2 separate regions of the Homo sapiens genome follow, and region 2 is linked to region 1. A link is an interaction called in ENCODE POLR2A ChIA-PET data of the cell type or tissue named here. Cell type or tissue: GM12878. All regions are shown on one strand. Links, peaks and the distances in the headings refer to the core of each region. The heading gives the core; the rest is flanking DNA.

Region 1 (4,828 bases), core at 254-4,253:
CTTAATATTGTATCTATGTTTTCATGTATCTTTAATTTTGTTACAGAATATTATAACTTGCCAAAGACACTGGCTCTAGTACAGTGTATACCATTTTATTAGTTTAATTAAATTGTAAATGCTACGGTCCAGATTTTATATTCAGAATGCTCATTTACATATTCTGCCTGGACCAAGTAATTTGGAGCCCAGGTCAACCAAATGTTATTTTACATTGTTTGCACAAAAATCAAATTGATTTCTATACTTAACAATTCAGAATCTCATTAAGTCAAATTAATATGGTTTAAGAAAGTGTACTTTATTTCATGCTAAGATGTCATTTTGGCCTTAATAAGGCTTTTGGCATGTAATGAAGCATGCACAAATCTTTGAGATAAAAATAGAGCATTTTTCCACACAAAAACATATATATACACAAATGTTCAGAGTAGGGCTATTCTACTTTTTAGTAGAAACAACTCAAATGTCCATCAGCTGATGAATGGATAAAGAAGATGTGATATATGTGTATAATGGAATATTATTATTATTATAAGGAACAAAGTACTAATACATGTTACAAAATGTATCTTGAAGCCTTAAAACATTCTGTCAAGTGAAAGAGCCAGACACAAAAGGCCACATACTGTTTGATTCTGTTTATGTGAAATGACCACAATAGTGCATTCTGTCTTCCAAAAAGCTGGTTTACTTACAAACACAGGTTAAAAAAATATATATTTGTAATACTGCTTTTGGTGTAGGGTGAGGCACGATAAAGAGACTTTCATTCGGTTTGTCAATCAGTGATACTTAGGTCTGAATAGGCAAGTGGGAGTCTTTCAGGTTTAGGACAAAGAATGTTAATGTAGTAGAGATCTGTTGATAGAGTCACTCCTAGTTTTCTATTTATTTAAAAAACATCGAATTACTATTAGGTGCTAGACACTGAAGATACATAAAAGACACAGATGTCATCTATAAGAAAGTCTCTTGAGGAGACCAGTAAGCATCAGACAACATCATAGAGTGGGTTCAGTGACATAAATGTGTGCACAGAGCACTATTAATGTACTGAACTCAGCTGGCGGTGGTCAGGGAAAGTTTCTCTGAGGAAGAGAGTTGTATTAAAACAAATGAAAAAAAGGGAGCAAGGCAAAGTTGGAAAAAAATTGTGAGGGAGGCTCCTAGGAAGAGGAAACAGCATGCAAAGTCTCAGAGATGACTTGATAAGTTTTTAAAACTAGAAAAACTTTGGCTGCAGTATTGCGAGGTTGAGGTGGCGGGGGGAGCGGCAAGGAGAGAATGAGAAGACAGAAAAGATGAGGAGACAAGATAGATTTGAAAGACATGACTGGAGATCTTGAGGGCCTTTTATTTTGAAGGGGATGGGATAGAATGGAGAAATTGAATTTTTAACAAAAATGGCCTGATCAGATTTGATGGCAAAAAGGTAACTGTGATAGCAATGTTGAAGCATGTGCCCAAAGTATGTATTGGGATGGAGACTAGAGGCAAGAAAAACAGGATGTTAATGAAATAATCCTGAAGAAATGTGAGAAAGATCTGAAATAGTTGCACTAATAAGAGAGAGTACAGGAAGTAAACTTAGTTTATTTACTGGGTCAAGCTTGCCTAAAAAATATTTGGGGGCGGGGGGAATTCTCCCTCCAGTTACCTTTATTAGAATGTTACAATAAAATCAAGCCAGGCACAGTGGCTTATGCCTGTAATTCCAGCACTTTGGGAGGCCAAAGCAGGAGGATTGCTTGAGTCCAAGAGTTTGAGATCAGCCTGTGCAACATGATGAAACTGTGTCTCTACAAAAAAATTAGGCATAGTGGCATGTGCCTGTGGTCCCAGCTGCTCTGGAAGCTGAGGTGGGAGGATCCCTTGAGCCCAGAAGGTCAAGGTTGCAGTGAGCCATGTTGCAGCAGTGCACTCTAGCCTAGGTGACAGAGTGAGACCCTGTCTCTCAAAAAAAAAAAAAAATGTTTATAGAAAAACAAAATATGATATTCTAATAAAATAACTTGAAACAATAGTATGAACTTCCTATGTTTTTAGCTCTTAAAGAACTACGAAACTAAAGTTTACATAACATTGGAAACATGTGCTACATGTTTTTTTTTTTTGCAAATCAAATCTCCTCTTGAAACTCAAATGTAGGACTAACTGCCACAATTTCATTTCTTTTAAATTTGGCCATGTCTGTACTAACTGCTGTGATCCATGTCTCAGTTCTCTTACCACTTTACTAGAACCTTTGGGAGACTTTTGTTCATTCTTTGACTGATATCATTTGGCTTTCAAGTGGCCAGGAAAAAGAATTCATTATCTATTTCTGTTCCATCTGCCTCAGACAAAATACTATTATGTGTTGCCAACAAGATCATAAACCTAAATAAAACAGAGGTTCTAAAATCACATGGCAGTACTTAGTATAAGTGGGTATCAAGGTGACTGAGACTGTGCTTACAGTAATTATAGATTACTAAAATCACAAAATGGAAAAAAGTTCATGTAGAGAATTCAAAGAATTTAGTTTGATGTAGATAGAGATTATAACAATCCTTTTGTCACATACCTAAAGTGGAATTTGTTGAGTTTGACCTTGTGACTTTTGAGTCAAGAAATGCTAGGCAGGTAGAACAGATAAATTAATAAACCTGATTCTGAAATGGAAGTAAAAGGGCTTTAAAGATGTTAGAAGCATTTTAAGATTCATTCTCATTCTGGATCTCAGGACATAATTTCTTATAGAAAAGTAGTTGTGCCTGCAGATCAATCCACAAAAGGCTTTAAAACCCACCCTCCCTGTATATATTACACCTATGAGAAAATGCTCCATAGAATTCCAAATTGATAACAGGAGGACCGACCTACCCCTCTGCCCGCCAGAATTCCCGTGGCTCAGGGCAAGTACTGAAGCCGAATAGGAAGAATTGACTGAGGGTAAATCATGTTGAGTGGTTGGTTGAAAGCTTTGAAAAGTTGGAGAATGGTGGTTAAGAAATCTGTACATTCAGACTTCTTGAATGTCACTGTATGTTTTGGGTTAGTGCTGGGATACTTTTCTTTTTTAGTGCCAGATCCATTAATTTACATTCCTCTCCACTGCCATTATCAATTGCTTCCTAACAGAAACCAGTAAGCTTTCTTTTTCCCCCTTTTCTACAGAGAAGAGCAGTTTCACAAGATTCAACTTTTCTTATACTTTTGTTCCTAAAACAGATACACACTCTGTTAAGTTTTCATAAGGGTTTTTATTTCTGCAAGTATGACTTTAGTGTTTATATATGATTATAAGCAGGCAGCTAGCAGGGAAACCATGGGTAAAGGATTAAAAAACTCTCATTTGATCCTGGTTTCCCTCCTACCACCACTTCAGCCCCCAATCCCTGCCTAACAAATTAGACCCAATAGAAAAAGTCACAAGATTGAGGGCCGGGTGTGGTGGTACATAGCTGTAATCCCAGCACTTTGGGAGGTCAAGGCAGGGTGGATTGCTTAAACCCAGGAGTTAGAGACCATCTTGGGCAACATGGCAAAACCCTGTCTGTACAGAAAATAAAAAATCAGCATGGCGTGGTGGTATGCACCAGTAGTCCCACATACTAGGGAGGCTGAGGTGGGAGGATTACTTGGGCCCAGGAGGTCAAGGCTGCAGTGAGCTGTGATCAGGCCACTGCCCTCCAGCCTGGATGACAGAGTGAGACCCTGTCTGGAAAAAAAAAAAAGATTCAACTTTTTTTTTTTTTGTCTTTTGTTTGTTTTGAGACAGGGTCTCTCTGTTACCCAAGTTGGAGTGCAGTGGCACCATCTTGGCTCACTGAAGCCTCTGCCTCCAGGGCTCAAGGAGTCCTCCCACCTCAGCCTCCTGAGTAGCTGGGACTACAGGCATATGCCACTAGGCCCAGCTAATTTTTGAACTTGCCCACACAGATTCTTTCCCCTTTTCCATCCATCTCCAATCCCCACTCTCTCAGGATACCCTGATGGCTCTGTGGGTATCCTTAGTGTTCACTTATCACAGTCTACAGAACCACCAGTCTAATGAATATAAAATATTTTAAATTATAATGAAGAAGCCTCATTATGAGTAATAGTAACATGTGAAGCAAATACAATCAGCCCTCCAGATCTGTGAGTTCCACATCCATGGATTCAACCAACCACGGATCCAAAATACACATTTTTAATTGCATATTTTCTGAACATACATACTTTTTTCTTGTTACTGTTCCCTAGACAATACAGTATATTTACAGTGTTTACATTGTACTAAGTATTATAAGCAATCTAAGGAGGATGTGTATAAGTTATATGCAAATATTATGGCATTTTATATCATGGATTTAAGCATCCTTGGATTTTGGTATCTGAGAGTGGTTCTGGAAACAATCCCTCATGGATACTGGAGGATGACTATAATATGAAGTATATTAGAGATAAACATATAAAGACAGGCACTCAGAGGAGTGGCTTACCAGCAGACATGTAATAAAAACATGAGAATTTCAGTTGCCTGACATCTCTGTAAGCCAGAGATATGTGCTTTTTGGCTGCCCAAAGAAACTATTTCAGTTTAACCCTGAAAGAAAGGAACTATGTTGTCTAGCATAAAGCAGTTACCTCTTCCTCATCTCTACCAGTTAGACCACAGCTACATTGTTATGTTTTTAACAGCTTTATTGAAATATAATTGACATACAATAAATTATACATACCTAAATAAACAGTTTGATAAGCTAACATATATATATACCCATGAAGCTCACCAAAATCAAGATAATGAACTTCACCACAAGTTTCCTTATGCTCTTTTATAAATCCTTTCTCTTGT
Region 2 (4,828 bases), core at 276-4,275, 300 kb before region 1:
ATGTTATTTGAGTGTTGGATACCCTAAAAACCCTGTTTTGACTACTATACAATCTATGCATGTAACAAAATTGCACTTGTACCCCATCAATTTATACCAAAAAAAAATTTTATTTAAAACTCATCTAGTAAGGAGACAGATTGTTGTAGTGAAAAGATCTTTGAACTCAGAATTTGAAGATCTTTATATAAGTACTGACTACTACAGATCAGCTCCTCAGACTTGAAGAATCACTTAGTCCCCGTAATCCTCACTTTTCTCATTTGTAAAATAGAAATGCTAGCACCACACTAACAGGGATGAGTCAAAAATATTCAATGAATGTGCTTTGTAAGCATAAAACTGTTCCTATCATTATATTAGTAGTTATGAAAGGATAGCAGTGTCCTTTTTTCTTTTTCTCCTATATTTTATTTTGAAAAATGTTGGAAAAAATAAATAGAAATGTTGGAATAATCTAACAAATCTACATTGGTTCTTAAAACCGACATTTTCGCTTTTCTCTTTGCTCTCTTTTTCGTGTGTGTGTGTGTGTGTATATATGTATATATGTATATGTATATACATAATCATTTGGAAGCAATTTTCAGACTCTGGAGCAATTATAATGGCAATATTAAATTATTTATGTAATGATTCCAAGAAGTATTTAAAACATGGAGATTTGTTCATTCATCAGCTATTTATTGAGGTATTACTACGTGCCAGAACATTGGCTTAGTGGGGAAAAAATAAGTGATATATACACTCTAATTTCAGGAACCTACTATTTTAATAGGAAGAACAGAGACATTGTTTTCATATGGTGATATATGCTGTAGTAGTAGTCTGCGCAGAGCGGGATAGAAATGTTAATAAGCAGCATCACTAGGTGCTACCTTGGAGGAAGAGCAGAGTTACGGAGGACTTTCCGAAGGAAGTCTTCGTAAGCTGTGTTTTGAAAGATGTAGTTTGCTAGACTAGAAAAGGTGAAGGAACACTAGGTGCCAGGATAGCCTGGTCACATTTAAATTTTAGTGGAAATCATTTAAAATAGTGGATTTCTGAAATTACACGTGCAAAGAATCAGCCAGAAAAATAAAAACAGAAGTGGAATATGTTTTAAAGGCTCTGGTATCATTTCTATAAATAAAATGGACATATATAGCATTTATCACTTCGGGTGATATTCTGATTGATTTAGAAAGAATGACTGCATTGCTTTTCACATTAAGATGCTCCTTTCTAATTTTATTTTTAAAATGGTGATTTAGGATAAATCTAGGAACATTTTCTTTTATTGCAGCAAAGACATTTGGCTAATTGTATTATCAAAACCGTTTGTTTTACCTTTCGCTTTTATTGTGCTTTCTCTAACAATTAAGGGCGAACTAACCAGCATGAGGATTGTGTCTGCTTGATTTTAAACCATCCTTTCCTGTCTGTACACAGGAAATCTTATCAACAAGAGATGATTCTTTATGCCACAGAAGAGTAAAATCTGCTGAAAACATTCATTTTGAAAGTTTTTCTTATGTGGGCATCTTTGCGATCATCAGTAACAGGGGTGGGGCATATTCTGACATTTCCATTTTTGAGGCAAGCGGTCTTGAAGTTTTTTTCTTTCTTGGCTTGAGCTTGGTGGTTTATATTTCCTAAAGTTTGCATGTCCTCAGTGTTTTAGTGGAGTCTGGAATTTGCTCTCCACCCTGACCTAATAAACAATGCAAGCTGCAGCACAACACAACTTCTCTCTTAGTCTGAAGTGAAGAGTATATCTCTCTCCTAAGGTGAGCCCTTTTGCCCACTCGCCAGTCATTTAGCCACCACAGGAAAGAGTTTTCCTGCTAGGTTATCACGTTTGCTCTGAGACTGTTAAAATCCTGTATGAAATGAGGCCCATTTTTGCAGAACATGGTTTTTCATTCCTGTATTTCCTTTTCAGCAAACAATGAATAGCATCAGTGAGCTTTTAATCTTATAAGCATTGAAGTGAAGCGCATTCTTTGTTCCTCAGTTGAAAATTTGCATCCCTCAAATGGATCTGAAGTACTGTTTATTTAAACGAGATTTTTCTTACTCTTAATTTAACTAGGCATACGAAGATCTTCAGTACCCCAGAACTTTCAATAATTTACTACTAAGGGCAGGAGACAAACTGTAATACTGGCTACTAAAAGAAACGAAAAGCTAGTTCAGCACACTTACTAGTCTCTCATAAAAAGTAAAATATGGCTGGTTTCCATGCTGTCCACAGACATTTCAAACATATAACTTCTTTAGGCTAAAATAAATAGCAAGCTCAGAAATACAGTTTTAAAGTCCTAAATGAGCCAGCGGTTACAATGTTTTTTGATAAGTAATGAATAGTAATTTATTAAGATAAAATGTACTTTCTTCAAAATATTCTGCATGCCCACTCTGTTGCTGCCCTAACACATTACCACATACTTGGGGCTTAAAACAACACAAATTTATACTTCTGAGTCAGGAGCTCAGAAATCTAGAATCAAGGTGTTGGCAGGGCTGCTTTCCTTCTTGCAGCTCTCATCTCTTTGCCTTTTGAGCTTCTAGTGGCTGCCTGCTTTCCCTGTGCACCCTCTCATCACTCCAGCCTCTTGCTTCCTTTGTCATACTTCCTACTATTCAGTGTGATTTCCTGAACCCCTCTCATCAGGCCCACCTGGACAATTCAAGACACTCTCTTCATCTTATTATCATTACCTTAATGACATACGTAAATTTCCTTTTGTCATATAAGGTAGCACTCACAGTTTCTGAGGATTAGGATGCAGACATGTTTAGGGGGTCGTTATTCAGCTTAACACACCCACTAGATTCCAGGTATTTTGTGTTATGCTAGGAAACTGAAGGTAAAAGAAATGAGTGAGCTCAGTGCTTAGTTGTCTACTCCTTGTACTGTCAGTTATATTTTCAGTTATTCTGTAAATAGTCCCAGAGGTGCTCTCTAGCATTCTTTCAGGCCTTGACATTGGATAGCTAGATGAGGGGTATATTTACCACCATAGAGGAAATACTGATTTCTAGGATTATATTATTTTGTTTATACTTCTAAGAGAGTACAAGCTTCAAATCATTCATTCAACAACTATTTAAGTATCTGTTCTGTGATAAGCATGTACTTGGCCCTGAAGATATACCAGTAAGCAAGCTAGACCAGGTCCCTGCCTCTGGGGACTTTATAGCCAAGTTATGCTTCTCAAATCCCTTTGTTACGTAAACGTTGTCCAACCCTATGTAAAGTTTTGTACACATGAGAACTACCTAGGTCTCATGAAGATCTTTTAAAACCCTGATTTAAAATATTTTCAGATTTTTGTTTTTGGCTTTAGTTTCATTCCTATTATTACATTTTAGGTGTCCCAACTTCAAATTTTTCATATAATATAGGAAAAATAATGATTGAAACATTTAAATGTTCTTCTTTACAGATGTTTCATTTGGATCCTTCTTTGACTCATACAATATTTAATCCAGAAGTATTTCAACCACAGATGGCACTGCCAACAGGTAAGAAAACTCATCCCTGTTACCCTGTTGTTCTGCTTTCAGTCTTAGTAAAATGCAGGATTTGTTAATAGTCTGTCCTAGAAACTCAGTTGTGTACCTAGAAAGGAAATGGTGATTTGTTTTAAAAACCAATCTTTTAACATACTTTCTTGAAATATATTTGCACAAAAATATTTCATCTCAATTACCCCTTGTATGGTTTACTGCATTTCATATCTGCTAGGACTACTCAGAAGGAATTTCTTTAGTCAACATAAGGATTTTCTTTATTATCTCTGTATTCCTTTTAAGTCCTTTCTCCCAGATTCACACGAGGCAGTCTCCACTCTTCATTTCTGTTTCAAACATTTAAGAGGGCCTGTTGTGTACTACCAGTGTGCCAGTCACTGGGGAATCAAAGTGTACAGAAATCATAAAAATCATCTCATTAGAAAAATCATCTTTATAAAAGCTTATAACTTTGCACTCTGACAAGTTGGATAAAACTCATAATCCTTCCTTCTACCATGACTGTATTAATTGTGCCGATTGGCAACTGTTTAATTTCGTAAGAGTAATAAAAAAAAAACTCTCTTTCTTAAAAAAAGTGATTTATTTGTATGTAAGCTTGGTGTGATGGCTCTTTTTATGTTCTGTTTCTCTCCTCACTTCACCCGTCACCAGTGGGACTTAACAGATGTTCAAAAGCAGTGTGAGTGAATTATGGAAGTTATGTGTAAAACAGAGTTTGGTAATCGCTGAAGGAGGCATCAGCTCTTTTATTTACCAGGGACTTGCTTGTCTTCATTGGGGGACTTTATCCCATTTGTATTATTCTCATTTAAAATTATCATGGTTACTACAGTACTTACTTTTCTTTTGTTTTAGATCAGAAAACTTTTTCTGCATTTATATCTTTAGTATTTCTAGGAGTTCATGGGAGGGAAAAAAGTAGATCTACTATACTTTCACCTTCACTAGTAAAGGTGTATTTCAGAGGTTTTTCTGTCTTTACCCCTACAAAACATTATTTTTAGGCTGCCATGTCTGAGATCTTGTGAAGTGCTGTCCAATTTGAGCTCTAGGTCAGCTTCCTGTGAACAAGTAAATGTGTTGGTAGTGTGTGTGTTTCTTGGGAACTTTTTAATTCTGGAGTTCAAAGTATTTTTCTTAGTATTAATGTATTACTGAAAATATAAGAACTTGGTTCTGTCCACAGGAAATACACACATTTTCACTTAATGTCTTGTGAATACAAAACAGTATCCTGAGGCAGACGTTTTCTTAATTTTATTCCTTCGGATTTATGGGCATGAAAATAAGATTATCAAGATAACCA

What was found. ChIA-PET counts read pairs that join two places held together with the same protein. Peaks named below come from ENCODE experiments on the same cell type or tissue, not always from the same donor. Only the 100,000 strongest peaks of a DNase experiment are listed, where the experiment ranks them.
Region 2: POLR2A ChIA-PET joins it to region 1 with 6 read pairs; 6 of 35 experiments call an interaction of 5 or more read pairs at or near these places.

The regions. Positions count from the first base shown.
Region 1 is chr4:102,831,040-102,835,867 of GRCh38, forward strand. All of the region lies in intron 1 of UBE2D3-AS1 (UBE2D3 antisense RNA 1), which reads left to right. It also overlaps a transcript of UBE2D3 not described here. Among named protein-coding and RNA genes, the nearest start is that of UBE2D3-AS1, 5.4 kb to the left of the region's middle. In GM12878, for the core only: no CTCF peak of the experiment used is centred there; no DNase peak of the experiment used is centred there.
Region 2 is chr4:102,526,405-102,531,232 of GRCh38, forward strand. NFKB1 (nuclear factor kappa B subunit 1) reads left to right here. Exons shown (of 24, transcript NM_003998.4): 3 at 3,432-3,510. Among named protein-coding and RNA genes, the nearest start is that of NFKB1-AS1, 26 kb to the left of the region's middle. In GM12878, for the core only: no CTCF peak of the experiment used is centred there; no DNase peak of the experiment used is centred there; H3K4me3 peaks cover 850 bases; H3K27ac peaks cover 719 bases.